Linked DNA regions of Mus musculus: regions 1, 2 and 4 are each linked to region 3. Evidence: chromatin loops called from intact Hi-C (ENCODE). Cell type or tissue: left cerebral cortex. All regions are shown on one strand. Each heading gives the region's core, and the rest is flanking DNA. Links, peaks and the distances in the headings are about the cores only. Region 1 overlaps Dnajc10 (DnaJ heat shock protein family (Hsp40) member C10). Region 2 overlaps Dnajc10 (DnaJ heat shock protein family (Hsp40) member C10). Region 3 overlaps Nup35 (nucleoporin 35). Region 4 overlaps Dnajc10 (DnaJ heat shock protein family (Hsp40) member C10).

Evidence for each region. Peaks named below come from ENCODE experiments on the same cell type or tissue, not always from the same donor. Only the 100,000 strongest peaks of a DNase experiment are listed, where the experiment ranks them.
Region 1: a loop joins it to region 3, with 4 times the contacts of the local background. A loop is called at or near these places in 7 of 42 quality-filtered maps.
Region 2: a loop joins it to region 3, with 3 times the contacts of the local background. A loop is called at or near these places in 9 of 42 quality-filtered maps.
Region 4: a loop joins it to region 3, with 4 times the contacts of the local background. A loop is called at or near these places in 12 of 42 quality-filtered maps.

Annotation. Positions count from the first base shown.
Region 1 is chr2:80,320,830-80,329,049 of GRCm38, forward strand. Dnajc10 (DnaJ heat shock protein family (Hsp40) member C10) reads left to right here. Exons shown (of 23, transcript NM_024181.2): 4 at 415-465; 5 at 3,831-3,913; 6 at 4,166-4,297; 7 at 4,789-4,882; 8 at 5,829-5,906; 9 at 7,243-7,286. Among named protein-coding and RNA genes, the nearest start is that of Dnajc10, 9.5 kb to the left of the region's middle. In left cerebral cortex, for the core only: no CTCF peak of the experiment used is centred there; no DNase peak of the experiment used is centred there.
Region 2 is chr2:80,353,000-80,361,219 of GRCm38, forward strand. It overlaps Dnajc10 (DnaJ heat shock protein family (Hsp40) member C10), which reads left to right. Exons shown (of 23, transcript NM_024181.2): 23 at 1-1,056. Among named protein-coding and RNA genes, the nearest start is that of Gm13752, 34 kb to the right of the region's middle. In left cerebral cortex, for the core only: CTCF peaks have their summits at 3,813 (motif pointing right) and 4,015; a DNase peak (open chromatin) is centred at 3,893.
Region 3 is chr2:80,656,410-80,664,629 of GRCm38, forward strand. Nup35 (nucleoporin 35) reads left to right here. Exons shown (of 9, transcript NM_027091.4): 8 at 780-944; 9 at 1,912-3,662. The coding sequence ends at 1,989. Among named protein-coding and RNA genes, the nearest start is that of Nup35, 22 kb to the left of the region's middle. In left cerebral cortex, for the core only: a CTCF peak has its summit at 5,227 (motif pointing right); a DNase peak (open chromatin) is centred at 4,202.
Region 4 is chr2:80,340,113-80,348,332 of GRCm38, forward strand. It overlaps Dnajc10 (DnaJ heat shock protein family (Hsp40) member C10), which reads left to right. Exons shown (of 23, transcript NM_024181.2): 14 at 361-488; 15 at 700-816; 16 at 3,805-3,906; 17 at 4,812-4,967; 18 at 6,400-6,533; 19 at 7,232-7,285; 20 at 7,536-7,683. Among named protein-coding and RNA genes, the nearest start is that of Dnajc10, 29 kb to the left of the region's middle. In left cerebral cortex, for the core only: no CTCF peak of the experiment used is centred there; no DNase peak of the experiment used is centred there.

The DNA.
Region 1 (8,220 bases), core at 2,024-7,023, 340 kb before region 3:
TGGTTGCTGAGAATTGAACTCAGGACCTCTGGAAGAGCAGCCAGTGTTCTTGATCACTGAGCCAGCTCTCCAGTCCATTTTTTTGCAACTTCTAGTGAGTTTGTGGTTATTTTTAAAAGTAACAAAGCAAAACAGGGAGTTCATTGGAGAAGGCAATTAGGAGCCTATTCGTACGGATTCCAATGGGTGATTAGGAAGGAGCTTCCCAAGCTGATGGCAGTCTCGAACGAGTCATCAGTCGTCAGAGTTACCGTTGGCTTTTCTCTTAATTTGACATCTAGTTTTCAAGTTTGAAATTCAGTGTAACTACCTGATTTTTGTATAGCTAAGGCAAGAGTGTATAATCTTTTATGTAGTGATTTGTTTTAATGAAGTTTTAATTTTATGATTTTTTTTATCCACTTTTAAAATTAGGTATTTACGATGATGATCCTGAAATCATAACATTAGAAAGAAGAGAATTTGGTAAGTTTATAGGCATATGACTTTCTGACTTACATACAAATCACATCTCTTACCCAAAACTCACCAGTCTAAATGTAATCAGAAGTTAGAAATTCTTCAGGTTTTAAAAAAGAATATGATGTACATGATCCATTAAACTTTTCAGAGAAGCGTATGGTTCATTGTTTCAAAATAAAAGCACCAGCATGGGGCTAGAGCAGTGAGTTCAGTTTGAGGAATCAGCAACCTTTTTACAGGATCACCTAAAACCATCTGCATATCAGACATATACATGATTCACAACATCAGTGAAATTACAGTTATGACATAACACAAAATAAATGTATGGTTGGTAGTCACCACAACATGAAAGGTTGCAGCATTAGGAAAACTACTGCTAGAGAATTTGCCTGCCCAGTGCTCTTCAGAGACCTGGATTCAATTCCTAACACCCACATGGTGTCACGACCATTGCTAACTATAGTTTCAAGGATTTCGATGCTTTGCGGAACTATCACATATGTAAAATAAAATTTTAGAAATGTTAATACTTCTTACCCATTGAAAGTTGTGTATATGAATATATCAACATCTTTCCTACAAAAGAAATAGGGGAACTCGATTTATTGCCAGATAAAACTAATACCTGTATTATACTATGTGGTTAAATAGCTCTGTAGCTTTTCCTGTGTGGTTCTTAGTCTGACTCATCTGTAAATGTTTTGTGGACCATTTGTGGCTAGGAAACAGGAGATTGCATATTGAATCAGAGGAACCGAACCAAACCTGCAACTGGCTGCTGTGTGAGACCACCAAAAATAAGACTTTACTAAGGTTTATGTTGGCAGAAAAGGGCCTCCTAATTAGGTCACTTAGAACCCCAAATGGTAATTTTAAATTTAGCCATGAAACCCTAGAGATAATTCAGAGATAGTTAACTACTACTAGCTTCGTTCTTCACGTCAGGAGATTGTGATAAGATGATCCTGACATTTTAGATCAAAAGGTGGAGAGATGACAAATGTGGGTTCTGGAGACAACTTGTATTTGGGCAGATGTCACCACAGGGCTTGTTCGTGAGTTTTTACTGCCATTTTTTCTGTTGTTGAGTTATTCAGTCTCCCAATAAATAATGATAGAATCATTTTTAAATGATATGTGTATTCTTAGTGACTTCTGGGATAGTCCCCAGTACTCTCAAATCAGCTCTATTCAGATAGAACAAAATGGTCACAAGCTGTGGTCATGCCCCAGTTCATCTCTACTTGCAGAGCCCTTCCTCTGTACCCTTAAGTCCTTTTCTCCTTCTAGCTGATTAATCTATTGAAATCTCTGCCTTTCTTGCCGCCCAGGCATCTCTTCTAGCAGTGGCCAGTACTGACTCAGATTTCCACCATTCCATGTATTGGCATTGGGTTTCCTTACTACACCTGCCTCAGGCTTTCAACATAGGTCTTTATAGTTTGTCTAGTTTCCAGTTGTTACTACTGAGAAGTTTAATCTATAAATTACATAGTTCACTTTTGCCAGGCAAGGAACGGCAAATGTGTGACCTCACTTGAGAAGCGACAGTAGTAGTTAGTGAGCATTAATTTCAAAGTTGTCAGAATCTTTTCCTTTTGTGAGAAATCCTGTTTTCCATTAAGCACATGCATGCTGTCTTTTTCTTTGTCACAGTACAACAGTACATCGGTTGTGATCGAGTTCTAAACTGTATTTGAAAGGTAGAAAACATCTCATGAAATAAGGCCGCAGTTCAGGCATCCTTTTGAAGATGGCTCAAGAAAGAGGAACTTAAGACAGTGCTGTATTTTCTGTACTAGTAGAAGCTATTGCACAAGATATTAATAGATAGTCTGGCTTTGTGATTTAAAAGAAATTTGCATTTTTAAATATTCTTGCTCTGTTTTCTATTACTGAGTTAATATAAAAGCATTTCATTGTGCTACTTTACTTCGCTTCTAAAAACACTTTTAGCCCAGGACAGTGGCCTGCCTATCCTGTGAGCCCAGGACAGTGGCCTATCTATCCTGTGAGCCCAGCGACATGGGAAGCTGAGGCAGGAGGCATTCCTGCCTAGATTAGACAACATAGCAAAACTATATTTGTTTCCAAATCTATGAAATGAATAAATGAAATGAAAGTGTATTTTTAATCTTACTACTACATAGGCAGTAAGAACTGAGCCAGTACTTATTGCCGAGATTAGAAGTGCTTCTGACTCAGGGATGCATACAGCAATAGATACTCCATCTCGTGTGTTTATAATTCATAAAAGGATCTCTTTTTCTATGGAGATTTTCATTAACTCTGTTGAAGACTTTCCCTAAATTAAAACCAGTTGTTGGTCTAAGCCGTGACATTTGTTGAGATCACCTAGGTAGATTAACAGGTCCTCAAGTCTGCTAGAGAAGGACTGAGGAAAAGGCTAAGTTACGCACTCTTGCATGCAATGTGTACATGAACTGCTTCTCCACAGAACCACCCTGCCACTGAATTGTGTTTCTGGATGTTTTCAGCTATCCAGTCAGTTACGCAAAAATAGTACACAATCCCTAATAGTTATAATTTATGGACATTTTATTTTAAAAACACTGACAACTGATTTGGGTATTAAATGTTATGAAGACTCTTAAAGCAAATTGCCCTCACATTTTTATCTAGAATATTAGAGTGAGCCTTCCTTAAAATCATAAGTTTGTCTTCGTCAATTCATTCTATAGTTCTATGCTGCTGGCTTCATGATGCTTCATATCTATGTTAGGAAAATATGTATTGATGTTTAAATGACAGAATTCTTTACTTTGCATTTTTAAGTAACTTGCTTTTCAAAGGTAAAGATCTTACTTAGGAAAAGGGTTTAATTTAATCACTGTAATCTTTACTCTGTTGTACAGGTCCCTAGCACACACCATTGATCTCAGTACTTGGAGCCAGAGGCAGGAGGATACCTGTGTTTTAAAGGCAGGCTTGGTATTCATAGCAAATTCCAGGCTACCAGGGCTATACAGTGAGACCTGCCTCAAAGATCAAGCTCAGCGTCTGTGAGAGGCCCTGGCTTCCTGAGCCTCGCTGTGGGGGTAGAAGAGCTGTAATCTCAGCTCTGGTGCTCCTCTTTATCTCCTATGTGCACAGACTGGCATAAGCCCTGGCTGTTAGCTCCTGTGCCACACGTATGGCTTCATGGCAGTCATTCCCCTACAAAGCTGCTACTCATTCAAGTATAGATGTAGGAGAGGTTGTAAAGTTACATGGGCTTGACATTTGAAAAGAACCACAGGAAGTAAGGCAGTGAACTATTTAGGACTGATTTTTTTTTTTCATTTTGATCTTAGCAAAATGGTTTGTGATTGAAGTGTGCTGTAACTAGGCTTATGTGCTTTCAGATGCTGCTGTCAACTCTGGAGAACTGTGGTTTGTAAACTTTTACTCCCCAGGATGTTCGCATTGCCATGATTTAGCCCCCACTGTACGTATGTTTAATAACCCAGCCATTAAAGCCTTTTTCCTAGTTGATGTTTTATGTGTTCTTTCTTTTTTTATTATTGTATGTTGGAAGTTATTTTGTGTTAGTAACTGACTGTGAAATCATTATCATATACTTTTACTAAATGTTTTATCTAGTAAAATGTTTCCCCTTTAAGATTATATAAAGTGTAGTATGCTCAAGAGTTCTTAAGAAACATTACCAAAGAAACACTTGTTTTCTTTACTGTCATAGTGGAGAGAATTTGCTAAAGAAGTGGATGGGTTGCTTCGAATCGGAGCTGTCAACTGTGGTGATGATCGGATGCTCTGCCGAATGAAAGGAGTTAACAGCTACCCCAGCCTCTTCATCTTTAGGTCTGGAATGGTAAGGGATATCTCTGTTTTTAAGATTTGTGAAACTTTATAACCAGCGAAATACTAGAGAAAACAATATCTAAACTTTTAGGCTGTTTCTGCTTTTTCTTACTTTAGGAGCTAATTTATAATAAACATTTTTGTATTGCTTTATGAAACTTTTTAGGGACCATCAGTTCCTGTCATAAAGGATATTTATTTAATGTGCATATTATGTTTTATGGTTTATAATGTATTTTAGGTGCTGTCTCATGGGATAGAAAGTGCTAATCTTCCTTTTTTCCAATTTCTGTGGATAAAACTGAAGCTAAAATTGTTACAAATGGTGCAAAAGAGTATTCTATATGATTTGTACTGTCACAGCTCTCTTAAGTATTATTTGTAAATGCACTGTGTTGTTTAAAATTAGAACTTCCTGCATTATTCAAAACAATGTTAAATATAGGTATTTGGTAGGCTTTTGAAATGAAGAAGTAATAAATGTTTTTATAAAACCATCAGGCTGCAGTGAAGTACAATGGAGATCGGTCAAAGGAGAGCTTAGTGGCCTTCGCCATGCAGCACGTCAGGAGCACAGTGACAGAGCTGTCAACAGGTAAGGTTTCCTTAATTGCGTGCTTTTCAGTCATGTTTGGAAATCAGTATTTTGAATTTACAGTGAGAGTTGATTTGGGTCACAGTAATGATACTTTACAGTATCTTTTTCTGCACTTCTTAGAAAGGAAGTGTGTCACTGCTCAGGTTGCTGCTGCCTTGTACACTGAACAGGCTGGTTGGGTTTACGTAAGGACTACTGCAATTCAGGTGTAGAGGGCTGTGAGATGGGAGGACATGGCATCCTTGAAACAGCTGACTCAGCACTGAGGCATATGTACCTGCGGCCATGGCCACTGGCAGAAACTTCATTTAAAGGTCAAAAACATTTCTAGTGGTAGATTTTAACTCACCAAGTGATTTTAGCTTAGCTATTTGAAGTATCCATGAGACAGTTTCTAGCTAGAGGAATGTCTTATTTATTCATTTGGCAGCATCTGTGTGGTAGAAACTGTGTTCAACACTATGTTTACGGTAAAAGAGTATCCGATCCCACTTCACTTCAGTGAGCAAGATACCAATGAGCAACTGAAATACAGTCCGATAACTTTTATGGTTAGAAACTAAGCGTAAAGGATATGAAACAACCCATTTAGAAAAAGAAAGGTTAGAATGGACTTTTTTAAAGAAAACATAACTGGTGTCTCATAGCACTGAGTAGGAAGGCTTCAGAGAACACTGGGTACTTGGAAACCAGCAGGGCTTTCCCAGTCTAAGGGAGAGCAGTGGAGTGCAGTGAGCGTGTGTGGGAAGAACTGTGACTGGCCAGGAGACAGGCAGAGCTCAGCTTAGACGGGACTTTACTGATGATGGTTGAGTTTTCTTAATTGTTGTCTTAAAAAAATAATTAGTACTATTTAGAGGGGACGGGAAGTAGTTACGTATGGAAAGAAAGAAATACCATTTGGAAGTGTTACATGTACTCACAAATTTTATTTTCTTTAAAGGAAATTTTGTTAATGCCATAGAAACTGCTTTTGCTGCTGGTGTTGGCTGGCTGATCACATTCTGCTCTAAAGGAGAAGGTAATTTATGCTGCTCAACTTGATTTTGTTTTTCTGTCAGTAATCAGTTATTTCAAAATGCAATTTAAGCTTCAAAGTGTTTACTTAGTAAATGTGTATTATGTATTTTACACCTAACAGGTAATGAAATTAGTGACATGTAAATGTATCTTTATAATTTCATGTTTAGTGGATGAGTTTTTCAGCCTAGTTATTCTCAGGATACATTGTACCTCAAATAGCCAAAGATAAACTGGGCAGTGTCCAAAGTAATTAATTATATCAACTACAATTGCTTCCAAAATAGGTTTTAGAAATTTAGATTTTAAAAGTTACATATATAAAATATGTGTCCACCTCATAAAATTATGTCTTTATTGGTCATAGTCTTATTTTCTAAGGGCCTTTGTAAATTGTTTAAAATTCAATATCCTATATGCCTATGAGTAAGATCAATTAAAAGTTTTTCCAGATATTATAAAGCAGTCCCATTGTTCAAACTTTTTGTGTCTGATCCCAATATGTATATTTCTCTTACTCATCACCTTTTTACCTTTGTGCCCCTTTGCTGGGGATATATTTATTGCTTAATGACTAAAAAGAGCCATTCGCCCATCCTCCCAAGACCTGTGTTGAGAAATCACAGCCTTGAAACCCAGTGGTTTTCAACCTTCCTAGTGCTGTGACCATTTAATACAGTTTCTCACGTCTTAGTGATTCCAGCCATAGTATTAGCTCATTGCTACTTCCTAACTGTAACTTTACTGCCGTTATGCATAGTGATGTAAGTATCTGAGATGCAGGATGTCTGATAGGTCACGGCCCACAGGCTGAGAACCACCAGTCTAGCCAGTGCCAAGTGCGATTTCTCTGTCTGCACCTGAGCTTTTGAAACTTTCTAACATGTTATATATCCATCTCTAGCCTCTGACAGGCCACGGTTACTTTTCTTCCAAACTTTACCTCAATGTATCCTATTGTTCATATTTAACATATTTATGTATATATATATATATATATATATATATATATATATATGCCTGGAAGATTAAAAATTATTATATTTTGAGGATTCTTCATATACCTTTTCAAGTGGTTCCATTACATTTTACTTTTTTCAAATCATGACGTTTCTTGGCCAAAGGAGAGCTACTGAGAGAGTAAACCCTTACAGAAAACTCTGGCTGCTCTTCTCTGTGAGTGGAAATCCTGAGACATTAAAGGGCAGGAATGATTGTTTGTGAGATAGAGACCGATTGTTGAAGGGCCCAAGTCTATTCACTAGAAACAACATGGCTATACAAGGGAACCATTCTAATTAAAACTAAAATAGCCTCATACATTTTCTTCCCCTCAGATTGTTTGACATCACAGACCCGACTCAGGCTTAGTGGCATGTTGGTAAGCATCCCTCCTTTTTGTAAAACTGTCACCATGTAAGAAGTACAGCAGAAATTGACACCAAGTATCTTACGGTTTCTTGAACACTTTATCCTACTTATGTGTGATTTAACTCTGTGTCTTTCTAAACATTAGCTGTGCTCAGTGTTAACAAGCTCACCTCTAGGTCTTCCATGCTTATTATTTTATATAAGTTGATCCAGTTAGATGCTAATGTTTTTGTCATTTCCAAACTTTAGATTTTGTTCAGTTTTAGCCTGCTGTTTACTGTCTGTAGTGGTTAGGTATTGTGCTGTAAATGATTCTCATCCTTTAATATTACTAAAGCTCCCACTGTGGTCTGGGGGATTGTCAGTTGTAAAAGCTGGAAAGGTTTTTTATAATTCTGATACTGACATTGATTGGGTGTGACTTTTATACATAGTAGAATAAGCTTGTGAAGTTCATATCTGCCTGATTTCTGTGCTGTTTAATTTGAGGGATGAGCATATGAAAACACTAAAATTGATTTATGTATCCATTACATATATCTGTTACGTGTGTGTGCATGAGTATACATGTATGTAGGATAGTCATCTGTTATTTAAAGATTAAGGATAATGTATTAAGGAATACACTAGGCAATTTTATCATTGTAAGGCATCATAGAATTTACTAAGGCACGCCTAGTATGTTCATGGTACCTAAAACCTAGCCTTTATAGTATAGCCTGTTGCTTCTAGGCTATAAAACTGTATAGCATCTTACAGTGCTGGAAATACAGGAGGTGGCAGCACATTGCTAAATATGTGTAAACATAAGAAAAATATGATAAAAATGTAGTATGAAAACTAAGAATTGGTGAACCTCTACAAAACATATAACGTGAAAGGTACCTGCGTGGTTTCAGGTTGCTCTTGGGGATGAGTGTTGAGTGGCTGTGAAGGCCTGAGCC
Region 2 (8,220 bases), core at 1,497-6,496, 300 kb before region 3:
AGAGCTCCTGTGCGGCACTGTGGGCTGCACATGCTTCCTGGAGAGCCAGGCAGCGCCATCTGAGACTGCAGTCCACATATGGTTCTGTGTTGTGTCTTTGTTGTTGTTGTTAATCCTTTTAGAAATACACACATCAGTCTTAGCTCAGGGCCATATAGAAATACTCCACAGGCCAAGTCCAGCCCAGGGACTAGTTTGCTGACCCCAGAACTGATGTTTGGACACCTGGCCCTGCACGTGGCTCTGTTACCTTCAGACTGTACAAAGTAGACTTGGGTTTTCACTTGTAAATTTCTGATGCGCTTGAAAAGAACTGACTTGCTTTTCAGTCACCTCTTCTAATTCTGTCTATGACCATATATTTTATTTTGACTATTTTCACCACATAGGAAAATAAAAATTACCCATTTTTCCTACTATGTACTACTGTATAGACAGAGGCTTTCTTGTAAGAGTTGAAGAGTTCTTAATTTATCACAACAGTAAGTGTAAAAATCCTGTAAGCTGCTGTCCCAGGAACAAGGTAAGAAGAAGTATTTACAGCAGTTGATGGGCTGTGTGGCTGTCACAGGTCTAAGCCTGTGTTTAGTATGTACACCTTCATTTATTTGCTTTCATAAATGTTCCTACTGATGGTTTTGTTGGTTTTGTTTCACGTGTCTTCCTGATATTGACATATTTCCCTTCTGGGTTCTCTGTTTTGATCACTCATGTTGATTATTTTTTCCCCTGTAGCCGTGGTTTTTCCTTCTGTCCAATATTCACTATTCCAATAGGAACAGTAATTTTAGATTTATTTTAATTGGCTCATGATGATGCTGTTTTTCAATTATTGTCTTTTTCAGTAAAGTTTCCATAACAACTGAAGTACTTTTTACTAAAATCAAGCACACAATGGACTCTTCCCATTTCTCAGTTGTTTAGACTCAGAGGGTCACAGGTCCCTGCTGCAACTCCAAAAACAGAGTGACCTCTAGTTCAGTTCTCTCCCGGTGTGTGGGGTGGTCAGAGGATGCCAGTGAATAAAGTCAAATTATTTTTTCTAAAATTCTTTTGAAGATGATTGTTGTGTTTGGAAGATTTTATCACTTTCCCTGCTCCCTAGTCTTGTCTTCATAAAGGCTATGCCATAGGTTTGTGCTAGGGAAAGCAGTGTGCATTAGTTTCCTTTCTACCTCATTCAGATTCTCCTGTGTTTTATTACATTTTAACTCCCTGACTCGGGCTCTGCTGTACATGTGAGCACACATGAGCCTTACCGTTCCTAACGAACTCTGAATCATGACAGGTAACGGCAAAAGCCTTTCATTTATTTAACTTTGACAGCCTAGAATTTCCTTTAAAACTAGCTTGTTTATGCAAAATTCCACAAGTGGAATGCCCAAAGAAGTCTTACTTAGTAAAAGTATTCTAATTTAGTGAACTAGTTACTTGCACACTACTGAACTGGGCAACAGAGGGGTGCACGAAGGGAGCCCACAGACTACCCTCCTGTCACAGTCATAAATAGTGGATAGCTAGCTACTCAGTGCCTACCTATAATTACTTCCTGTACTTGCTGGTAAACATTTTACAGGCAGTACATTAAACAGTAGCTGTTACTTTTGCTTAAGCTGTATGTCTATGGAATGTGCGCTGAACATAGGACCTGCTGCTGGACATGGGGTTAGGTAACTCGGATAATTATTCAGTAGCTGACCTCAGATTCATATTGTGCATTCACAGCAGATGGCTGGCAGGTTGATATTTAAATGGAACACCTCTAAGGAGTATCACGTGTACACTGAAGCAATACTATTTCTCTGTGCAGCTCCTCCTAGCAGAGCAGAGCAAATCCTAGGAGACAGGCTGTGTACAGCCAATTAGAACTTGTTTTGGATACTTGGTTCCTTAATATCTTTTTAGTCGAGAGTATACTGCTACAGGGACTGGGGAGATGGTTCATTGGGTGAAGCACTTGGCCATGCAAGCTTCAGGATCTGAGAACCCAGCTGAAGCCAGGTGAGATGGTAGTGTACTTGTGCCCCTGCTCTTCTGTGCTCTGCCTGCCCTCCAGCCATGCCTTTACAATTCCTGCCATATCAGAGCTTAGAGCCTGGCTTTATGCCCAGCTCTGCATGGATATTTTAATTAACTGCAAGAGTATTCTAATTTTAATTCAAACTACTGTGCTAATAATTTATGGTAAGAGTTATTGAGTAAATTATAATTTCATATGAGATGGTCCAAATAGAAATAGTTCATCATAAAAATAGAAGTAAAACCCCTAAAATACATGTCACACTGAGAAGGGGGGTAAAAAACCCAGAATAACCAGAGTGACTTGGTGAGAGAAGAAACTGGAAAATACGACAAAACCAGACTTCAAAATATACTATTAAGTCACAGTAACGAGAACAGCATTCTGCCAACGTTAAAAACTGTCAGGTCATTGGAAGAGAGGTCCCTGAAATTAAACTACTCATATGGACAACTGGTTTTCACCAAGACTCTGAGAGCATACAGTGGAGAGAAGAATGTCTCCATTATGTCCTAGCAAAACTGAATACACATGCAGAAGTAGCCTCAGATTTTGTAATTACTATCAGGAAATATAGAGGGAACACTTCAAGATAGTAGTATAGCAATGACTTTTTAAATAAAGACACCAAAGGCATGGGCACAAATAGATGAAACTATATTCTACTAAAAAGCTGTATAGCAAAGGAAATAATTGAGAGAAAACAGTATAGCATATGGAAGTGCAAGCTTTATCTGTGAAGTATTTCACTAATGTCCAGATTGTAAAGAAAAATTCAAAGCAGGATGAAAATATGACCTGTCTGTGTAGTCAACAGTAAGAACTGCTCAGCCTCACTACTGAAATGCAACCCAAAACCAGAGATCACAGTGGCACATAGCGTCTACCTGTTTTAGTGGCTGTCATCACCAAGGAATATAAGCATCATGGCACTTGACAGAACATCATTCGGCTGTTGAAAGCAACACGCGGAGAAGTGGAGTTCACTCTACTAAGTGAAGTAAGCCAGGCACAAAGAAATACCACGTCTTTCTTTCTTGTGAAAAGTAAGGCCTCTAGAAGAGCAGAAGTGGCCACTGTGCCACCGCAAACCAAAGAGAAGAAGCAGCAGAAGTGGCCACTGTGCCACCGCAAACCAAAGGGAGGGAGACCAAGAGAAGTAAAAAAGAACGGCCGGTCAAATAGTGTTTCTTTTGGTTCCTTGGCAGTGATGTGGATAAAGTGCCCTAAATGAGAGCAGGTGTGGTGGTTTTGAGGAGTTAAAGGCACCTGCTTTGAACCTATCCCCCACCCCCAGCTCCCCATCCCTACCCCCACAACCTGAGTTCAATCCCCAGGACCCACGTGGTAGAAGGAAAGAACTGACTCCCTTATGGTGACTTCTGGCCTCCCTGTGTGTGCCATGGCACGTGCATGCCCACACACAAATACAAACACAAAGTAAATAGTCTTTTTTTAAGTCTGCAATACACTTCGGTGGACTAAAGGGCAGGAAACCGACACACAGGAAAGCTTACTGCTTGGACAGGAGAATGGAGCACTGTATACCACATATATAATTGCCATGCCCAGAAAAGTGCAAATGCCACCAAAAAAAAAATGTATATCAGTGATGGTTGCTGTTTAATTAGTACCCCCCTCACAATGCCTAACAGTATTGTGATCGGTGTTTTTACGATGTTTATTAGAAAATCGAATGTATCTTTGCCTATGAAGCCACACCTACTCCTTTGAAAAACACTTTCTCCATTTTCCTAACCTTTTTCCTTCCTCTAACAGGCTTCCCTGTGGGTTTTTATTAGAAACATCAGGCTCCAGTAGGTGGCAGTGAAAAACAAGAAGAGACTTCATTCCACCTATGGGGGGGGGGGGGGGATAGTCTTTTCTACTTCAGGCAGTTCTGTGGAGTCAGGCCCCTCGTTTGCATTGTTTTCTAGCTAAAAGGACCCTGAATATCAAGTGTTGACTGTGAAATTGTAAACAAGCTGACGTTTGTGATCTGCTGTAACATGACTAACATGTAACAGCACACAGGCACACAGCTACTGTAGCGTGCTACACTCTGTCCATGCCATGAAGCAAAGCAGACTCCCATTGACGAAGAGCGCAACCACATTAACATCTGTCACTTCCCAAGATTTACAACAGTCATCAAATTGTACTGATGCTTTTTTTTCAAAATTCTCAGAATTTTCTGTGCTTCCTAATGTTCTTTTAAACTCATGACAATCTCATTCTCAGTTATGAAGGACTGTTGCTCTAAAAATGAAGTTCCTGTCTTGTGACCCAGTTCCTTAGTGTGTTTGCTAATTTTGCTTACTTTAACTGTCTGTACCATGACGACTTAATTTACTAAGTAGAAAAAATGTATAGCAGGAAAAAAAATGTTCTGCCAACTTCATCAGCTAGTCGTATAAATAAAATACATGTTTTTTTTTTTAATGTGCAGACAAAAACCAAAATGGAAAAAAAATTTATGAAATGAAAGGATTTTTTATCATATCATCCAAATATACTATGTATACTTCTTGGGTCTGGTTCGCACACACACACACACACACACACACATACAGAGAACTGGGCTGCAGATATAGCTCAGTCGTAGATTTTTTGTTTTGTTGTTGTTGTTTTGTTTTGTTCTTTTGGTTTTTCGAGACAGGGTTTCTCTGTGTAGCCCTGGCTGTCCTGGAACTCACTCTGTAGACCAGCCTGGCCTCGAACTCAGAAAACCGCCTGCCTCTGCCTCCCAAGTGCTGGGATTAAAGGCGTGAGCCACCTGAGCAGGCACAAGGCCCTGGGATAGACCTACCCTCCACCCTACCCCACCCCTCAAAAAAAGTGGGAGGTGGCAGGGGCAGGAGGGGAAGAAACAAAATTGTAATGGATATTTGATAAGGGTATCTTGTTTTTCAGTAGGTTGATTTTTTTTTATGATAACAATGTCCAAGACTTGCTTCAAAATAGAATACAAAGGAAACAAAAATGGTTATGGGCGAGTGTCTTAGTTCAGGTTTTATTGCTGTGAACAGACAGCATGACCAAGACAACTCTTATAAGGACAACATTTAATTGGGGCTGGCTTACAGGTTCAGAGGTTCAGTCCATTATCATCAAGGCAGGAGCATGGCATCACCCAGCAGGTATGGTCAGGAGGAGTTGAGAGTTCTACATCTTTATCTGAAAGCTGCTAGAAGAATATTGGCTTCCAGGCAGCTACGATGAGGGTCTTAAAGCCCACGCCCACATGGCACACCTACTCCAACAGGGCCACACCTTTTAATAGTGCCACTTCCTGAGCCGAGCATATACAGATCATCACAATGAGTCAGATAGGGATTGATGCACCACTTTGAAATATTCCATGACAAGGATTTTGTATTACCCAAATCCAGTGGCCTAGAAGTACTTAAGTGTTCAACATCCTCCATTACCAGGGAAGTGCAGATCAAAAACAACTCTGAGATTCTATCTCACACTCCAGCAGAATGACAAGATCAAAAACTCAAGTGACAGCACATGCTGGAGAGGATGTGAAACAAGGGGGAACACTCCTCCATTGCTGGTCAGAGTGCAAACTTGTACAACCACTCTGGAAGTCAATCTGGTGGTTTCTTAAAAAACTAGAAATAGTTCTACCTCAAGACCCAGCTATACCACTCCTAGGCATATGTCCAGAAGATGTTCCACCATACCACAAGGACATATGCTCCACTATGTTCATGGAGCTTTATAAGTAATAGCCAGAAACTGGAAACAACCCAGATGTCCCTCAACCGAATAATAAAGAAAATGTATGTACATTTACAAAATGAAATACTTCTCAGCTATTACAAAGACATGAATTTTGCAGGCAAATGAATAGAACTTGAAAATATCCTGAGTGAGGTAACCCAGGCCCAAAAAGACACCTGTGATATGTACTCACAAGTGGATATTAGTCATAAACTACAGGATACCCATTGTACACTCCAAAGACCCAAGAAACTAAACAAGAAGGAAGACCCACAGGAGGATTCTTGAATCTCACTTAGAAAGGGGAATAAAATTGTCATGGGAGGCAGATGGAGGAAGGGAATGGAGTGGGAGAGGGGTTGGGGAGAGAAATAGGGGGAAGTCCACGATCATGTGTCGGGAGAGATAGGAGAGAGGGTCAGGAAACTGAATGGAAATCTACAGCTCATCAAGCAAGTAAGAGACCTGTATGACAAGAACGTTAAGTCTCTGAAGGAAGAAATTGCAGATATCAGAAGGTGAAAAGATCTCCTATGCTCGTGGATCAGTAGAATTAACAGTAAAAATGGCCATCTCACCAAAAGCAATCTACGGATTCAAAGCAATTCCCATCAAAATTCCAACACAATTCTTCACAGACCTTGAGAGAACAATTCTTAATTTCATATGGAAAAACAAAACAACCCAGGATAGCTAAAATGATCCTGAGCAATAAAAGAACTTCAGAAGGAATCACCACCCGTGACCTCAAGCTGTACCACAGAGCAGTAGTGACAAAAATTAAAGCATGGTATTGGTATAGGGGCAGGTGGATCAATGGATAGAATCATAGATACAGAAATAAACCCACACAACTATGGACACTTGATTTTTGACAAAGAAGCTAAATCATATTGGAAAAGGGAAAACATCTTCAACAAATGGTGCTGCACTAACTGGATATCTGCAAGTAGAAGATTGCAAATAGATTCATATTTATCACCCTGAACAATAATCAAGTGTAAATGAATCAAAAACCTCAATGTAATACTAGACCCACTTAATTGGATAGAACAGAAAGTTGGAAATGGCCTTGAACTCGTTGGTACAGAACACCAATGGCTCAGGCACTAAGGCCAAGAATCAATACACAGGACCTCATGAGATGAAAAGCTACTGTGAATCAGAGATCACTGTCGTTGGGACAAAACAACACCCTACAGAGGGCTAATGTCCAAAATATATAAAGAACTCAAGAAGCTAGACACCAACAATCCAAACAGCCCAATTTAAAAATGGGGTACATATTAGGAGGTGGGGTTTGGAGAGGTGAATAGTTCATGATGTAGAATGAGAATGCTAGCCTAGACCCAGCTAGAAGGTCCTATATATGATACAAACCAGGAAATGGATCCACATCAGATGCTAAGCCTGTCCATACCTTGATCTTGGGCATCTTGTCTTCCAAAACTCAGAAACACCAGCCTGCTGCTTATAAGCCTGTGGTCTGTGCTTATTACAGCATCTTAAACTGACTAACACTACAGTGAGAGTGTTCTGGGTTAGATGGAGAGCAGCAGGCTCTCAGCAGACACAGTGGGGAGGCCAGCATAAGCAAGCAGTTGGCCCTAGAGACCCATGACTTGAAGGTTTGTTTGATAACTTCAATTTCATCTGGTCACGTATTCCCTCTGCAAAACAGTGATTGATACACATGTGAGAAATTTTCTTTCATTTTTTTTTCCTTTCACTAAAAGAGTATTTTAATTTGTTTGAATCATCTCTAATTTCCTGAGTGTACAGATAATACATGAACGTAGGCTTGTTACAATATTCAACACAGGCGGATTGGAGAGATGGCTTGGTGGATAAGGCCACTGGCTGATCTTCTGAAGTACCCAGGTTCAATTCCCAGCACCTACACGGCAGCTCACATCTGTCTAACTCCAGTCCCTTAGGATCCAACACTCTCTTTTAGCCTCTGCATAACATTCAAGATGCAATGCAAAACATTCATACAGGGAAGATGCCCATGCATATAAAATAAAAGTAAACTCTAAAACAAACAAACAAACAAACAAACAAAAAACAATTAATACGTAGATGTAAAGTAAAACCAACCCAAGAGGCCCTCAGTTCTCAGATTACTATCTATAACCTAAAACATAGGCAAGTCTCTCTTTACATACAATAATTACAAAGATTAACTGCCTTGAAGAAACACTGAGATATGGTTTGGCTTGGTTTGGTTTGGTTTGGTTTGGTTTGGTTTGGTTTGGTTTGGTTTGGTTTGGTTTGGTTTGGTTTGGTCTTTTTCTGAACGTATGGTTTATGCCAAGAATCCCAGCTCTTGGAAGGAAATTGGCTCCAGATAGAGGCCAGGCTGGGTGACAATGGTTTTTAGGCCAATTTGGGCTACTGTGTGAAAATCTGTCTCACATAATCAAAACAAGTAAAATGTAACCTTTGTAACTTGAATCATCATCTGA
Region 3 (8,220 bases), core at 2,062-7,061:
AAGTAGCTAAAGTTTTCTGATAATCATTTCTGTTTCAGAGTGCTAAAGTTTATTTTATATGTACTTTTTCAACATTGGTGAGTAGAATTTTCAACATTAGTGAGTAGAATTTAAGTTTTGTGGCTTAAAAAAAAAACCCCTTTGGAACATACTTTAAATAAATATATGCAAACCTTTTCCTGAATGCTGCATACTAGTTTCTGTGCCTGTTGCCAGTGCACACACAAAGCAGGCAAAGCAGACGGTGTTTCTTAGAACGCATAAGGGAACCTGAGTAGGAAGAGACACTCAGAGTCTGAAGCTGCATGGCACCCAGGACCCCCAGAGTCCTCTCTTCCCTAGGGCTCTCTGATGGCACTATAGGAATTGTACAGTTATACGAGTTAGTTCTGTTTGTCCTTGCTGACTTACCTTAGGGTCTGCTCTAAGACGCTTTAAACAAATGCACATGTTTATCATGTGTTCCGGGCTTATCCATCCCCATTCCTCTCTCACGTCCTCTGGAGCCTGCTATTCCAAAACATCTGTCTTATGCAGAGACTCTTGTTCTTGTGATATATAATTAAATTGAGGCTGTTTGATTTGGATTAGATCCCAAATTCTAGCTAAGAAATAGTATTTATTCTCAAAGCTAAGTTTACTTAAAAACTTAAATGGTCAAATTTAGTAGTCTTTAATAAGTTTGTGTGTGTGTGTGTGTGTGTGTGTGTGTTTGGGTGTTTTGGGGAAAGTATTACACAGTATTAGATGATGTGTCCCATGTTTCTTTATTTCTCCAGAATGTCATGGAAAACAGTGACAGAGGAGTCTTGTCATCTCCATCTCTAGCCTTTACAACACCCATCAGGACTTTAGGCACTCCAACACAGTCCGGAAGCACTCCTAGGGTTTCTACCATGAGGCCTCTTGCCACAGCATACAAGGCCTCCACTAGTGACTACCAGGTATTCTTAGGATACATGTAGCCTGTTTACTGTTTCATTAGATCAGTGGTGTGTGTGTGTGTGTGTACAGTTAAATGTTTACTCTTCATTTTCCTTGATGAAGCCTTCAAACTTCTAAATTTCTCATTTTTAAAGTTAGAGCCTTCACCAGTTCAAAAGGAAGGGGAAGGGGGATGGGATGGGAGGTTTTGGAGGGGAAAAAAGGATAAAAATTTAAATGTAAATAAAGAAAATATCTAATTAAAAAAAAGGAAAAAAAAGAAAGTTGTCTTTAATTTTGCAGCAGTTTCTTTCTTTGGGCTGGGGACATAGCTCAGCATTTTATGCAGCATGTGCCACAGGTATATGGTTTGATCTCCAGTACTGCAAAGCAAAAGAAAACAGTTCTTAAAACCAAAATATTATTCATTGCTGGCATGAAAAAAAATATTAAACTTTATCAAGTTGATTATAAAACTTGTAAACGAAAACAAAAAAACTTTACAATGCAATAGTATCAGTTATCAAAGGAAGGTGACCAGCTTTGAATATCAGATGAGAAAGTGGTCATTTAAAAAATGTAAAGAAATCCATTGCCTTCTCAAGAATGGTATGGGAACTGAGATGCTTAAGCTGTTATTGGCCCCATTGATTTCCCGAGAGTCCTGGATTTTGGCACAGGCCATGATACCTGCACATGAAGTATGCGTGAGCTGTCAGATGGTTGGGGGAATTTCCCATTGTAGTCTCCTGAAATTTGGAGATCATTACAGAATTTGAGTTTTTTGTTATTACTCTTTAGATCTGTATTTTAAATTCCTCATTTTGTAGGGTTTGGTTTTACATAGTTTTCTAACTAGAAGATGTTAAAAATTCGAATTTTAATGTCAGAATTAAATAGTTAACTGTAGAATTACCTGCCACTAAGGAAACTAACCTGATACATTTTTATTCTTTCTCTTTTTTGTTGTGATGTGTTATTTAATAGGTTATTTCTGACAGACAGACACCAAAGAAGGATGAGAGCCTTGTGTCAAGAGCGATGGAGTACATGTTCGGTTGGTAGTACAGCAGGAGCTGGACTGAGCCGCTATGCTACAGTAGCAGAGGGCTGCCATGCCATGGGTTAGTTGTATAACCATCCTGGCAGTGTGGGATACCCATCTCGGATACATCTTTTACAATCCTTTGGTTAAGGAAACAGCCCATCTGTAGCTTGCACTTTAAAAGATGGCCGTGATAGACCTGAAGAGAAGATGCCCACATGGCATTTGTGCTTCTGTGATGTAGTGCATGCTTAGTGCCGGGTACCCGGCGACTACTGCGGTCAATTAAATGATTGAGCTTCAAGTGAGTCTCACTGGCTTTCATGAGAAGGCGGATGAATCTCAGAGAGTGAGAGCTGCTTTACCAAGACACAGTGATTATAATTAGCAATTTGAATTATGGTCTTAATTTAGATAGTATTTAATATCTTTGTATATGTCTTGTGGATTGTCATCTCTTATATTCTTTTTAAAAACCATCTACAACTAATGTTTCCAAATAAACTTTGTCAATTTTTATGTGCTAAACATTTGTTTGGAAGGTTGATTTATTGTTGTAGTTTTAAGAGTTCACTGAAATAATAGAAAACATGTTAGTAACTTATACCTAGAATCCAGATTTCATTATCATTATTACATTTTGTCATATTTGATTTCCTTCTTTTGTTTGAGTACTTCTCAGATATGAGATATTTTTCATCCAAATATTTGGATAAATAAAAAACATTTCTATAGAGTCTTAAGTTTGTTAATATGCAAAATACAGGTCATTTAAATTTGTAATTTCCCCCAAATTGACTATTTGTTGTTGTGCTTTATTCAAATAATGATCTTAATGAGGTTGCCACAGTAGTAATAGTGTCTTAATATTTAACTGTTTAATAGTTAAATCTGTTAAAAACAATAGTTCTCTGTGTTCCTCACTATCCAACACTCCTGGCCTTGGTAAAGCAGCTACGTGAGTTGTGAGTACATAGTCTAGTGCTTGGATTTGGTCAGTTGTATGTATATGTGTATGTATGTATGTATGTATGTGTGTATGTATATATGTATATGTATGTGTGTATGTATATGTATGTATTTATGGTTCAGCTTGTACCTCATTTTTTCACATCTTAGCCATTATATCTGGAGAGAATCCCATTCTGCTTTCATTTTTTTTAATAGCAATAGGTATACTTTATATAAAAAGAAGAGACACCTAATTCTCGTCACACTTTTAAAGGTACTTATCTTTATCACTGGACACAGGTACAGGCCTAATAGCTTCTTTGGAACCTTCTCTGAATTCTTTGATAAAATGTTTAAAGCCCACGTATTTCTGATGCTTACCTGTATCAGTTGTTTGGAGACAATAAGACTTTTTCCAGCTGTCACTACTATTGCATTTATATTCAGAATTACCCTATGTAATAGGCTCTTTGATTACAGTAGTATACATTCATACAGAAATACCAGGCCTTTCCCTTTATCATACAGAATAATGTTTTCAGGCCTTGGTGTCTTAAAGAACTTAAATATAATACTATACCTATATTTACAAAGATACTCTGTATATATACTATATTGAAAACAGGTTTCATTTTATTATTGTTTCTTGTTATTTTTTTGTTCAGATTATCTCCTTTGGCTGCTAAGATTCTCAGAAAGGGCTCTTAAAAGAAAAGAAGCTTTTAATTAAAAAATACAGGGCATGCACTGTTAATGTTTTTCTTTTAATAGAATTTTAACTTTCTTTCCTCCCCCACCCCTATTTACTGTAAGTAATTGACAATTTCATACACATAGTAAATTCTGATCATGATTCTCTCTGATCAAGACCCTCTTATTCCCCTCTCACCCATGTCTTCCATCCCCGAATCTCCTTCCCACCTGTCTTGTTTTTAGTGCCCACTGAGTTTAGCCTGGGTTTCCCACATGAGCAAGGATGTAGAGCTACTGACGGGAACAGGGCTCTCATCAGTGGCTGTACCACTGAAGACAAAAACACCTGCTTCTCCAGCAGCCATCAACAGTCAGCAGTATACTGTGGAGGCACAGGGCCCCATAAGCCCGCCATCTGTGACTTGAAGGTTGACAGGTCCAGCTCTGAGCAGGCCAGTACGGCTGCCTTAGCCACCGTGAGTTCATGATTCCCCAGCACTCTTCTCCATTATTCCCCCCTTACAAAGCCTTTCCACTCCTCACTGTGTAACGTTCCTGAGCCTGGAGGGTAATATAAAGTTCCTTTTAGGGCTGGGCACTTGACAGTTACTTTTTCTGCCTTCACTGCTGCTGACTGTAAAAAAGCTGTAAAGAAGTGGAGGCTGAGTGTAGCCTTTGTCTCCCAGTATAGCAGTGTACGCATTAGCACATTCTGGTAAGAAACAAGCCCTCTAAGGTTTTGATAAGCTTAAAGTCACCGCAAATGACAATTGGAGATTTTAGTTTTCTGGGATGAAGGTTTGGAAAGGAAAAAAATCTCTTTATTAGAGCACATTGCATTGAAGCATTTTATATCTTGCCTCATTATACAAAGAACTCTATTGACTATAGAAAAGGCTAGGCAATGGAAGCACACTTAAAAAGGCTTCCTTGTTTTTATTGGATGGAGACTTTTATTGCTTTCCTAGGCCTTTATGAAATGAGAAGTTTGTCTTTTGGCTAGAAATATTTTTGTTGTATTTGAATTTGATTTTTTCCCCAATAGCATTTTGTATCTATCACATAATTTCATTTAAGAGCCAAGGAAATCTGTTTCTGAATTTTTGATTATTGTGTAATTAAACAATAGAATTGTCATCTCTGTAAAGCTAGGAGAGCCTCAAACCAAGTCTCCTTTTAAAACTTCAGAATGCTGATTCACACAAGTAATAGCACTAACTTATTGTGAAAGATGATAAAGGTCAAAATGATATTCCCACAGATACGGAAGAATGCCCATGAGGCAGATAAACATTGTAACTCCTAGCTTATATTGAAGTGTAATATGCTTAGAAAACAACAAACTATAAAATAACACAAAATCAGAAGTTTAAATTTTTAAGAAAATATTGGAACTAAGGGTGAAAAAGTTATCAAGAAAACTAAACTAGAATGAGCAAAAGCAGGTAGATTCCTCATGGGGAATGCAAGATAAAAATAGAGGTGGTGGACTGGGAGTGAGCTGAGAAAGTCTTATCTAGCATGTGTAAGGCTGGCAACTGCAAAAATAAGTTATGAATATTTTTATTTTTTTATTGTATGTATATGAGTGCTCTATATGCATGTTCATCTACAACCAGAAGAGGGCATCAGACCATATTATAGCCATGTTATTAGCCACCTCTACTTGCTGAGAATTGAACTTGGGACCTCTGTAAGAGCAGACAGTGCCATTAACTGCTTGTTCTAGTCCCCAAAATAAAGAAGTTAAAGGTGGCTTTTGAAATCAGAAAGACAGTTAAGGAGATTAGTAAGTCCTAGTTAGAATATAAAAAACATACTTTGAACAAAAACGGAAACTTATGTGGCAAAAAGTCCACAAGTATTTGGAAGTATGTATTTGAAGAACATAGGATTCACCTAAGAATTTAATCCCAGAGAAAGCGATAGCAAGCTTTGAACTTGACTGCCTAGGCAAAAATAGCAAGACTTTAACAGCAACGTTACATGAGGAGGGAAGCAGGTGAATATACTGTAGATGCAGTGGAAAGGAAGTGGGAATAAGATCTGTGTTGTTCAAACAGCCTCTCAAATCAGCCCTAGAATGTGATGGATATTCTAAAGCTGTGGTCAGCATTTCATTTGACTTGGGGTCACTAAACCAAGGAGCTCATGAGACTCACTGTGTAAGCTCAGCCAAGTGGGTAGATTTTCAAGAGTCCATAATGGCAGCAGATTTTGGTGTGCCATCAAGTAGTACATCAAGTCCTATCTATAACAAACCTGTGTTTTCTCTGCACTGTCAGCTATGGTAGTGAATCCACTAAAAGTGAGGAAAAGTGGTAAAGTGAGGGAGAAGTCGAGATATTGGTGTTTTTGGCTATCTTTTCCTGAGTTGGGCCCTATTTTGACCATATTGTGCATTGCTATTCTGCTGATCTAGTCTTATGGCTCAGCATGTCTGATAATGCTTAGCTTTTGGTGGGTAGCTTAGGTACTTGTTTGATATTTTGTTACATAATTTGTATAATGCCACAAGTTGCTTTGTAACCAGTGAACAGTTAACCTGTTACAGGAAGGTAAGGGTGCACTAAGAGGAGCTTAGCTCTAGAACAGTAGATGTTTGTGTTGATGAGTTCTGTAATAAGACATTGCCAGACACTAGATTGTTGGAATATACCACACCATGGGCCTGAGTGGTGGCTTATTGTACTATAGCCTTAATTTGCTCCAGGGTCCTCCGGCTCTGCCTCACTAAAGTTTTCTGACACCCAAGGAATAGATTAAAGGTGTTTCCCAGCAATCTAGACTTTGATCTCCTTTTCAGCAATGAAAGGTTGCAAAGTCCAATTTATTATTTATGGAAAGGGTTGCCCCATGCCCTACAACTACCATACCCTTCACCACTTCACCAGCGTAGTAAGCCTGATGGCTTTTCTCCTGCACTAAGGTGTCCTGAATACTTTAATCAGCTATTTCTTTTTTATTTTAATTTTATGAGTATGGGTGTTTAGCCTGCTTGTATGTATGTGCACTATTTCCATACCTGGTGCCACAGAGGCCAGAAGAGGTGTCAGATTCCCTGGAACTGAGTGATACAGGTGGTTTAAACTACCATTTGGGTGCTGGGATTTAAAGCCAGTGCTCTTAACCACTAAAGCATATCTGATCCGTTCTGTGCTGTTTTTCTCTTCTTAGTCTCATGAGCCTTCCTCTCACTTCTGGTAGAAATGCTTCAATTTGGAGGGAATTGCCTTACAAGAGTAAAGTATGTTTCAGCTTCATTGTTTTTTTTCTTATTTTGTTTTTTATTTTTTTAACATATATAAAAAAATAAATGTAGTAAACCAAATACATGGACAAAAAAATACAAGAATCGTGATCATCTCAATAGAGGGAAAAAAAGTCTTTGATAAGATTCAACATGCCTTCTTAATAAAAGCCCTAGAACAAGTTAGGACTGTAGGAAACATATTCCAACATAATAAAGGTTATGTATGACAAACCCATGGCCAATATCATCCTAAATAAATAAAACCACTAATAAGCCCCATTAACATCAGGAATGGGAGAGGACTGCCCACTGTCCCTACTGCTCATCCATAATGTGATTGAAGCTTTAGCTGGAGCAGTATGGCAAGAGAAGGGATACAAATGGGAAAATATTAAGTCAAATTATTTTTAATTGAAGATTATATTATCTTATATTCAGTGTTTCCAAAATTTGACTAGAAAAATTATAGAAATCAATAATTCCAGCAAAGTATTTTGATACATAATTGACTTAAAAAATTTACTAGTCTTAACACATATGAGTAACAAGCATGCTGAGAAAGAGATCATGGACACGCTCCTCTTCCCAGTTTCTCAAATCAAATATTTAGAATATACATAACAAAATGGGTAAAAAACCTTTACAATGAAAACTTTAAATGTGTGAAGAAAGAGATTAAGAAAGGTACTAGAATTTGAAGACCTCCCAAGCGTATAGCTTCGTAGAATTAACATTTTAAAAAAAGACCTTCCTACTAAAACAATTTACTGATTGATTGTAATCACAATCAACATCCTCATCTCATTCTTCACATAAATAGAAAATCCTCAAATTGATATGGAGCAACAAAAGATCCAGAGTAGCCAATTAGTCCTAGATAAGTGTTTGTTTCTATGCATTCTGCTCGTTTTAAGTGCTAAATGCATCTGTTTAAGATCCCAACTTTTATATATCTGTTTCTATTGTATCACTGATGTTTAAGTCAAACACTTTCAATTCTCCATTGTACCCATTGTCCTCTTCCACAGTTAGGAATCTCAGAATTCACTCTTAAATTCTTTGAGACAACCGTATGTGGGTCTTGATTTACATGATTGTCTTAGAAAGGGTAAAGGAGTTGGAGGAGAAACAAATGCAATCCTTATGAGTGCTTTGAAAATCTGCTGTAATTTGATAACTATAAGTTGTTATGTTGCTGTTTGGTTTTCTTCTCTAGATTTTCAGCATACGACAAAGAAGTTCCAATGTGTTTACTTCAGTCAATTCCAGGGTAGATAACACAGATATTCCAAATTAGTTTGGGAAGCATGGGTTACTTGAAGACTGCCCTCATTCCTTCTCAGGACTGCAAAAG
Region 4 (8,220 bases), core at 2,160-7,159, 320 kb before region 3:
AGAAAAGAATACATGTAACCCATTACAATTGAGATACTATGTTTCCAACATCAAGTACATGGTCCCACTGGACATTTTGTAACAGTTTGGATTCAAGAGAATTCTAAAGTGATAGTTGTACTTCTGATGGTGAGAAAGCATACCATAGAGGTCTGGTCATTTAACTAGTCTAAGAAACAAAAGAACATAGAGTAGACGGGGATTCCCGGCAGGCCAAGGTGAAGGTAGAGAACACAGAAACCTCACCAAAACCGGTACACCCATAGGCCCGTCTTTCTTTCTTAAATATTTTAAATATAAAAATTGGGATGTTTCTTTAGATACAAGACAGCACGTATTTTAATTTTTCTCAAATTTTAGGAAAGAAGATTCTATACGATATACTTGCTTTTGCCAAAGAAAGTGTTAATTCTCATGTTACCACACTTGGACCTCAGAACTTCCCTGCAAGTGACAAGGAACCATGGCTTGTTGACTTCTTTGCCCCTGTGAGTTCTTTTTATCTGTCAAGTTTCAAAAAGCCTTTTTCTTGACAACATGAAGGCTAGTACTAGAGTTGTCCCGGCCTTGCCACTCCTTCTGGGCTCTCCCAGGACAGTGACAGGCAGAACGCGCCACTGGACTGTGTGTCAGTAGCAGGGGCCGTGCAGCTCCTCCCTTCCTGAGTCTGGCTGCTCATCCTTACCCCTCTCTTCCCAGTGGTGTCCGCCATGTCGTGCGCTTTTGCCAGAGTTACGGAAAGCATCAACACTGCTCTACGGTCAACTCAAAGTTGGTACCTTAGACTGTACAATTCATGAAGGACTCTGCAACATGGTAAATATTAAAACGACTTCTCAGATGCATACCCATTTATAGCAGTAATGTTGAAACAGTTTCAACAAGCTACTAAATTGTACTTGAATTATAAATAGATACGTAGAAGGTTTATGATATGCAAGATTTTGTTTACCAGACTCCAGTATGTATTTATTCTGGCATGTAATTGACTTCATAAAATACTTACATAAGTTTCTATTTTATCTAAGTCTTTATACTTTTGTAACATACTTTTAAGTTTCTACAGTCTTTATTATTATTTAGATTTCCTTATATTTGTCAGCTTAGAGTAGATGATTTGTCCAGATAGGATATCCAATTTAAAGGAGCTGCTCATTTTTAATATGTGAAAGTGACAGAGTGCTTATGTGGGTGACGACATGTTATATTTAAAATATATTCTGATACTTCTGAATGGAATGTGAAACTTTATAATGTTGGAATAAAAATAGAAATTGAAGAGGTATAGATGATGTAAGCATAGCAATCTTAGTTGGGGTTTCCATTGTTGAGAAGAGACACCATGACCAAGGCAACTCTTATAAGGGACAACATTTAATTGGGGCTGGCTTACAGGTTCAGAGGTTCAGCCCATTATCATCACGATAGGAAGCATGGCAGTGTCCAGGCAAACAGTGCTAAAGGAGGAGCCAAGAGTTCTATATCTAGATCTGAAGGTAGCCAGGAATAAGACTGTCTTCCAGGCAGCTAGGAGGAGGGTCTCATTGCCCATCCCCATAGTGACACACTTCCTCCACAAGGCCACCCCTACTCCAACAAGTCCACACCTCCTAATTAGTGCCACTCCCTGGGCTAAGCATATTCAAACATATAAGTCTATGGAGGCCAAACCTATTCAGACCACTACAGTAGTCATGACTGGATGATGATTATAGCTATTTAAATACATAAAAGTTTATATCCTTTCTGTAATGTGAATGTTTTAACTCAAAAACTAAAGTGTTAAAGAAAAAGGTGGCAAGGAAAAGAAAGCCTGGTTTTTGATGCATAAGACTGGAAATGTTTGGCTTCACTAGTCAAGAAAATACAAGCTCAATCAAAATTTTGATATCTTTCCTACCAAAATTTATCAGATTGACAAAAAAAAAGCAATGTAACAATATTTAGAAATGGAATAGTGAAATGCCAGAGCACTACAAATAAGCCAAGCCAAGTGAGCACTTCCCTCCCATGTTTAATTCCTGGGTTCAAAACTGCACTGAAAAATCTTTACCAGCTTAAATAAATCCTAAAGAACTCAATGGAAAAGGCAGGTTACATGTCAGCAGTTAAGTATTCTCAGAATCAGAGAAAAGTCTTTAAGACAAATGAACATGTGGGAAAGGTTAAAGCGAAGTGGATTGGACACCTGCCAGTGCAGCAGGTTAGGAAGGATTCAGAGCAAGGGACACAGTGTCAGCTACCAACTGGCATGGCCATACCTATTAGCTGTTAAATATAAGGAGCAGATATGTAGGTAGTTATGGGATTACTCTCGGTTTCCGTGTGTTTGAAATTAAAAGTTAGTGGGGGCGGGGGGCAGGGTGTTTTAAGGAAGTAAATAAAAAGAGTCATTGGTGTCTAATGTCCTTTGTGTGACTTGGAAAGGAGAATGCCAACCAAAGATGCAAGCATCATGAGTAACAGTAGTTAATGTTAATGCCTTTAGTCTCCTACATTTTCTCTCAAGTGAGCCCATTATCAACAACTAAAGCACCAGGCAGGGGAGAAAGGAAGCATCACAGAATCCCCAGGCTGCTCCCACAGCTGCTTCCCCATCACCGGCACTCGCTCGCTCGCTCAGCAGCTCAGCTCAGCGCTCAGCTCAGCGGCCCGTCTGTAAAGTAGGCTTAGGCTTTTTTTTTCTTATTTCTTTTTTCAAGACAGGGTTTCTCTGTGTAGCCCTGGCTATGCTGGAACTCACTCTGTAGACCAGGCTGGCCTCAAACTCAGAAATCCGCCTGCTTCTACCTCATAAGTACTGGGATTAAATTTTGCACCACCACCACCAGGCTAGGTTATGTCATTTTAACTACTGAGTAAAATTGCTCTGAGGTATGAAGGAGTTTTTGTGTGGCTAGACTAACTCAAAAGATGATGGAAACTTGTAAACTTTGAACTAGTCTGTTAACCTGAAAATTCTTTGAATTCACACATCTTTAAAACTTCAAAATATGTTAATTTTTCTAGAATTATAAATCTTGAAATTTTCCATTTACTAATGAGTTAGACAAGGAAATCACTTCATCACTTTAAACATTACAAAATCCTTTCAGGGCTGATGCCCATGTTAACTGTGAGGAGGGAATTAATATACTATAAGAATTGTCTCAAGTAAAGAATAAAAAGTGACCATTTTCTTACAGCATGACTCAATTCTTTAATATAGAATATATTTGCTCTTGGTCATTTGTCCTTGTATATGGTGTGGCTAATCACTGCCCTCCCGGATGACTAATTACTGTCACTAGAAGAGCTGACTGCTGTGTCTTTTCTCTCCTCTTCCCTCCTAGTTTGAAGAGAGCAAAAAGATGAATTGAAGTACATACTATGCAATTACTCTGCCTCACTTCCCACATTTTAGTGCCATTGGGTTAACAATTAACTAATTATCAGTACAAGCTTTAATGCATTGTCTTTGCTAAATTTGTCTAACCCACCAGGAAGATAGTAGTGGGTTTCTATCTACAGTCTTGTAAGAGGGTGATAGAGACATGACTCATCAGTTAAGAAAGAGCATTTGTTGCTTTTACTGCGGACCCAGGTTCTGTCTCTGCACCCACATGGTGAGAACAGCTGTCCATTAGTCCAGTTCTAAGGGATCAGACATCGTCTTCTGACCTCCAGCACCAAGAAGCGCATGATATATATATATACATACATTCAGGCAAAACACCCATACATAAAAAATAAGTATGTCTATAAAAAGCAAGCTGTTACAAAATTGAAACTAATAGGTAAATTATGTGAATTTCTTCTTCACAGTATAACATCCAAGCTTATCCAACGACAGTGGTATTCAATCAGTCCAGTATTCATGAGTATGAAGGACATCACTCTGCGGAACAGATCTTGGAGTTCATAGAGGTATTTAAATCCTAGGCTATGGCTAGAAATCTTCATTTATATGTGTATTTTGGACGACTGTTTGTATTAGGACTTATTCTTTTTTGTGCCACGAGATTCTTTTCTGAAAACCTTTCTTTTAATGTAAGCCTTTGTTTTATTACTTACTTTGGTGTTTTGTACATGGGAGGTACTACTATTGAATATGTGAAATTTCCATGAAGCCTGTCACCCTTTTCCTGTTTCCTTTCAATGCATTCACAGCATCAAGGCCAGGCATCCTGCACCAAGCCTGTCACTGTTAGCACAGAAGGGCCTGTTTTCTTTCACTCTTGACACTAGAATAATTTCAGTAACTTCTGAAGAAATTGAAACTTGTAGCTTATTGTAATTGTTATTCATCTGTCCTCCAAAGTAATATGTTGTGTTGTTTTGTTTTAATTGCTGTCCTGGTGAAGCTAATGTGTTAGTATCACTTGATACAGGCTGAGGCTCTGTTAAAACAGCATTTGGAATATACAGTCTCTAGAAAGGTGTGTAGCATCTCCATTTAAATATCAGAAATAATAGTAGTAGGCTTTGTGTTAGTCATTAAATGGTCACTTCTAAGAACGTATTCCTGCTATCATGACAGACAGTGAGGCCTATGAGGCATCTGGATTACCCCTAGAGCTTGGTTATATGATCTGGTCACACTTTCCTCTAGGATACCTCTTTTTCCAGCTTACAGTGGTTTTAAAACTAGTGAGAAAATATACCTTTTAAACAAACTGATTGACAGAATCCGAACTTAATAATAGACTTTTTAAAAAATCTGTGTCTTCTGATTTCTTTTAAATAGGAACTTTCTAAATGACTGGTCCAGTAACTTGCCAGAAATACATGAAAATCTTGGTGTGTGTAATAATAGTCTTTTTATTTTTTAGGATCTCAGAAACCCTTCAGTGGTCTCTCTTACACCCAGCACTTTCAATGAGCTGGTTAAACAGAGAAAGCATGATGAAGTCTGGATGGTCGATTTCTATTCTCCATGGTGTCATCCCTGTCAGGTCTTGATGCCAGAATGGAAACGCATGGCCCGGGTACAGTACCATGGTTTCCTTACATCTTACACCTACTGCCAGTGTTTGCTTCACAGTCACTGTGAAACCAGGGGATAAACCTGTAACTAGACAATTGACACAGACCTCACTGAATCGTTACCACTGCCTCTGCCCACTAACTGAGCTGTCTAAGATCCTTTTGACCAAAGTGCTACCAGTGCTAACCCTCAGAGCATCTTCATTTTCTGTTTAGATTTCTCTATCATTTTACTTTTAGAGTTTACAGATACTGTTTGCTCATAATATTGGGTCTTTAAAATAGCTTTGCAGGCAGGTATGGTGGTGAATCCTGATAAGACTAGTATTCAGATGCTGAGACAGGAGAATCAGGAGTCCAAGATTTTCCTGGGCCACCAAGCTCCAAACTCTTTCTCCAAAACAAACAAGAAAAAATGAAACAAAGTAGAAAACAACTTCAAACAGTAAAACATATATATAAATTTCCTGTAAACAGGCAGTGTTGTAAGGTACTAAATGAAGGCAAATTTAAAATACTGAATCAGACAAAGCGTATCTTCATTAGAAAAAAAAGATTCTTTAAAAAATACTGATTATATTTTGGTTGCTGATGTTTTTGTTGTTGTTGTCATTTTGTTTTTTGTTTTGTGAAACAGTTTCCCTGTATAACCCTGGCTGGTTATCCTGGAACTCATTCTGTAGACCAGGCTAGCCTTGAACTGAGAAATCCACCTGCCTCCGCCTCCCAGGTGCTGGGGTCAAAGACTTATGTCACCACAGCCTAGGTTAGCATAGAATTTTTGAAAAAATGTATTTACCTACATAGTAAATGAGTAAAACCAGTTATTAACTATGGGAAGTTCTTAATTACAAAGTTATGGCATTCAAAAATAAAACAAAAACAAAAACAAGCTGGGCATGGTGGTGCACACCTTTAATCCCAGCACTTGGGAGGCAGAGGCAGGCGGATTTCTGAGTTCAAGGCCAGCCTGGTCTACAAAGTGAGTTCCAGGACAGCCAGGGCTATACAGAGAAACCCTGTCTCGAAAAAACAAAAACAAAAAAAAACAGAAAGTTACGGCATTCAAATTCATTAATCTAAATGGCATATTTTAAATCCTTACCCATTGTTTCTCTGATACTGATTAAAAAATACCCATTTTACAATGGCTGTTGAGCACGTATAAAAGTTGTGTTGCGGTGCGGGCTAGATAGTTGAGTCAACAGTTAGGATTATTGGCTGCTCTTGCAGAAAACCTGTTTGGTTCCAAGCACTCTTCATCATCGTTAACTCCAGATCCAGGGGCTCCAGTGCTCTTGGCCTCCGAGGGCCGTGCATACAAACAGTGCATGTGCATGTAGACAGGGCTCACTACGCAGGACTTTTGTTTAGTTGTGAGTTACAGAGATAGCTTTAGTCATTGACCCATGTATTGACTTTGTTCTTTTATAGACGTTAACTGGACTGATCAATGTAGGCAGTGTGGACTGCCAACAGTATCATTCTTTTTGTACTCAAGAAAATGTTCAAAGATACCCCGAGATAAGATTTTATCCCCAAAAGTCAAGTAAAGCCTATCAGTATCAGTAAGTATTCCATCATAATCACTTGGTTGTACGGTTAACACGTAAGTTAGGCCAGCAGATATGTAGTGGGAGCCACCACCGGAGGCTCCCTCAGAAGACGAGGGAGCTGGACAGTAAAACTAGTTACGAAGTTCCAGTCAAGAAGCTGTGAGAGACAGAACTGGTGTTTAAGTCCTCAGTTGGCCCTAAGTCCAGGCCTGGCCTTGCCTCCATTGTTCATAGCAGTCTTTATACTTAGTGGGGGTGGGAATCACACCCTCCTACCACTGCTGAGAAAGAACTAACCCATCAGACTTACCGCTCACCTGCTAAGGTTGGGGGCAGTGATTTGAACCCAGGACTGTCCTGGTATCCACCCATTCTACACTATACAGGTTTTAAAAAGAAACAAAACAATTGTAATTAAGTGAAAATTGAGCCATGGGTTTCTCTGTAAAAGCTAAAAGAGTCTACTATGGGGAAATCACAAAAAGCAAGTATAGTCCTGAGTAGTTAAGGGTGGGGAAAGGAACAGAGACACAGAAAAATATATTTTAAGTCATATAACTCTTATTTACTTTGTGGAAAGAGATAGGAGGTGACATTAACCAGTCAAGAGCTATTTTTATTTTAATTCCTACAGTAAGACTGTTTCTTGACCATATGCAGTAATAGAAATACTATTTACAGCTTGATTTTTTTTTTTTTTCCTCTTTCAGTAGTTACAATGGCTGGAATAGGGATGCGTATTCCCTGAGAAGCTGGGGTCTTGGGTGAGTGATTCAAGTGCATGTTGATGTCTAACACTGATTTGCAGCTCTTTATCTTCTCGTGTATGTAGTAAGGATTCTGGCATCAAAAATACTTGGAAAAGGATGGCATTTATCAAGGGTTGAACCATTTCTAACTTAGGAATGCTTACAGTGTTGCTGTATGTAATGCTTACAGTAATGCTTACAGTATTGCTGTAGAATGCTTACTTTGCTTTTGTATAATAAAAAATGTTTGATTCTCTTACTGCAGATTTTTGCCCCAAGCATCCATAGATTTAACACCTCAGACTTTCAATGAAAAAGTTCTACAAGGGAAAACTCACTGGGTGGTTGATTTCTATGCTCCTTGGTGTGGACCTTGCCAGAATTTTGCTCCTGAGTTTGAACTCTTGGCTAGGGTAAGTATTGTTGTCTAGTTAAATAAATTGTACACACATGTGTGTTTGTTTTAACAATTGGTTAAAACATTGTAAACTAATTCTTAATTTAGTTCTTAAAAATATCTCTCAATTTAAAAAATGTGTTTCTATAATTATTATCTGTCTTTCTTGAGGCAGGTTTCTCTTTATAACCCTGGCTGACTGGAAATCCCCTGTGCAGACCAGGCCAGCCTCAAACTGCTTGCCCTTTCCTTGAAATTGCTAGTATTAAAAGTATTTAGTGACAGATTACAAGGGTCCGAGTGTGTGTTTGTGTATGTGCACATTGTTATTCCTGTAGTTGAATTGCTAACTTAAGTTAGTCTCCCTGTTTGTTTATTTCAGTAGCCATAGAAACCAGAGGAAGCAAAGACGCTTTCCTTGTCCTAGAGCTGGAGAGGTTCCCATAAGTCAGTAGAGGAAAGTGATGGTAGAAAGAAGGCAGACACACGACAGCCACAAGGACAAGCAGAACTTTATGTTTGTGAGAGATAGGCGAAGCAAAGGAAACTGAGG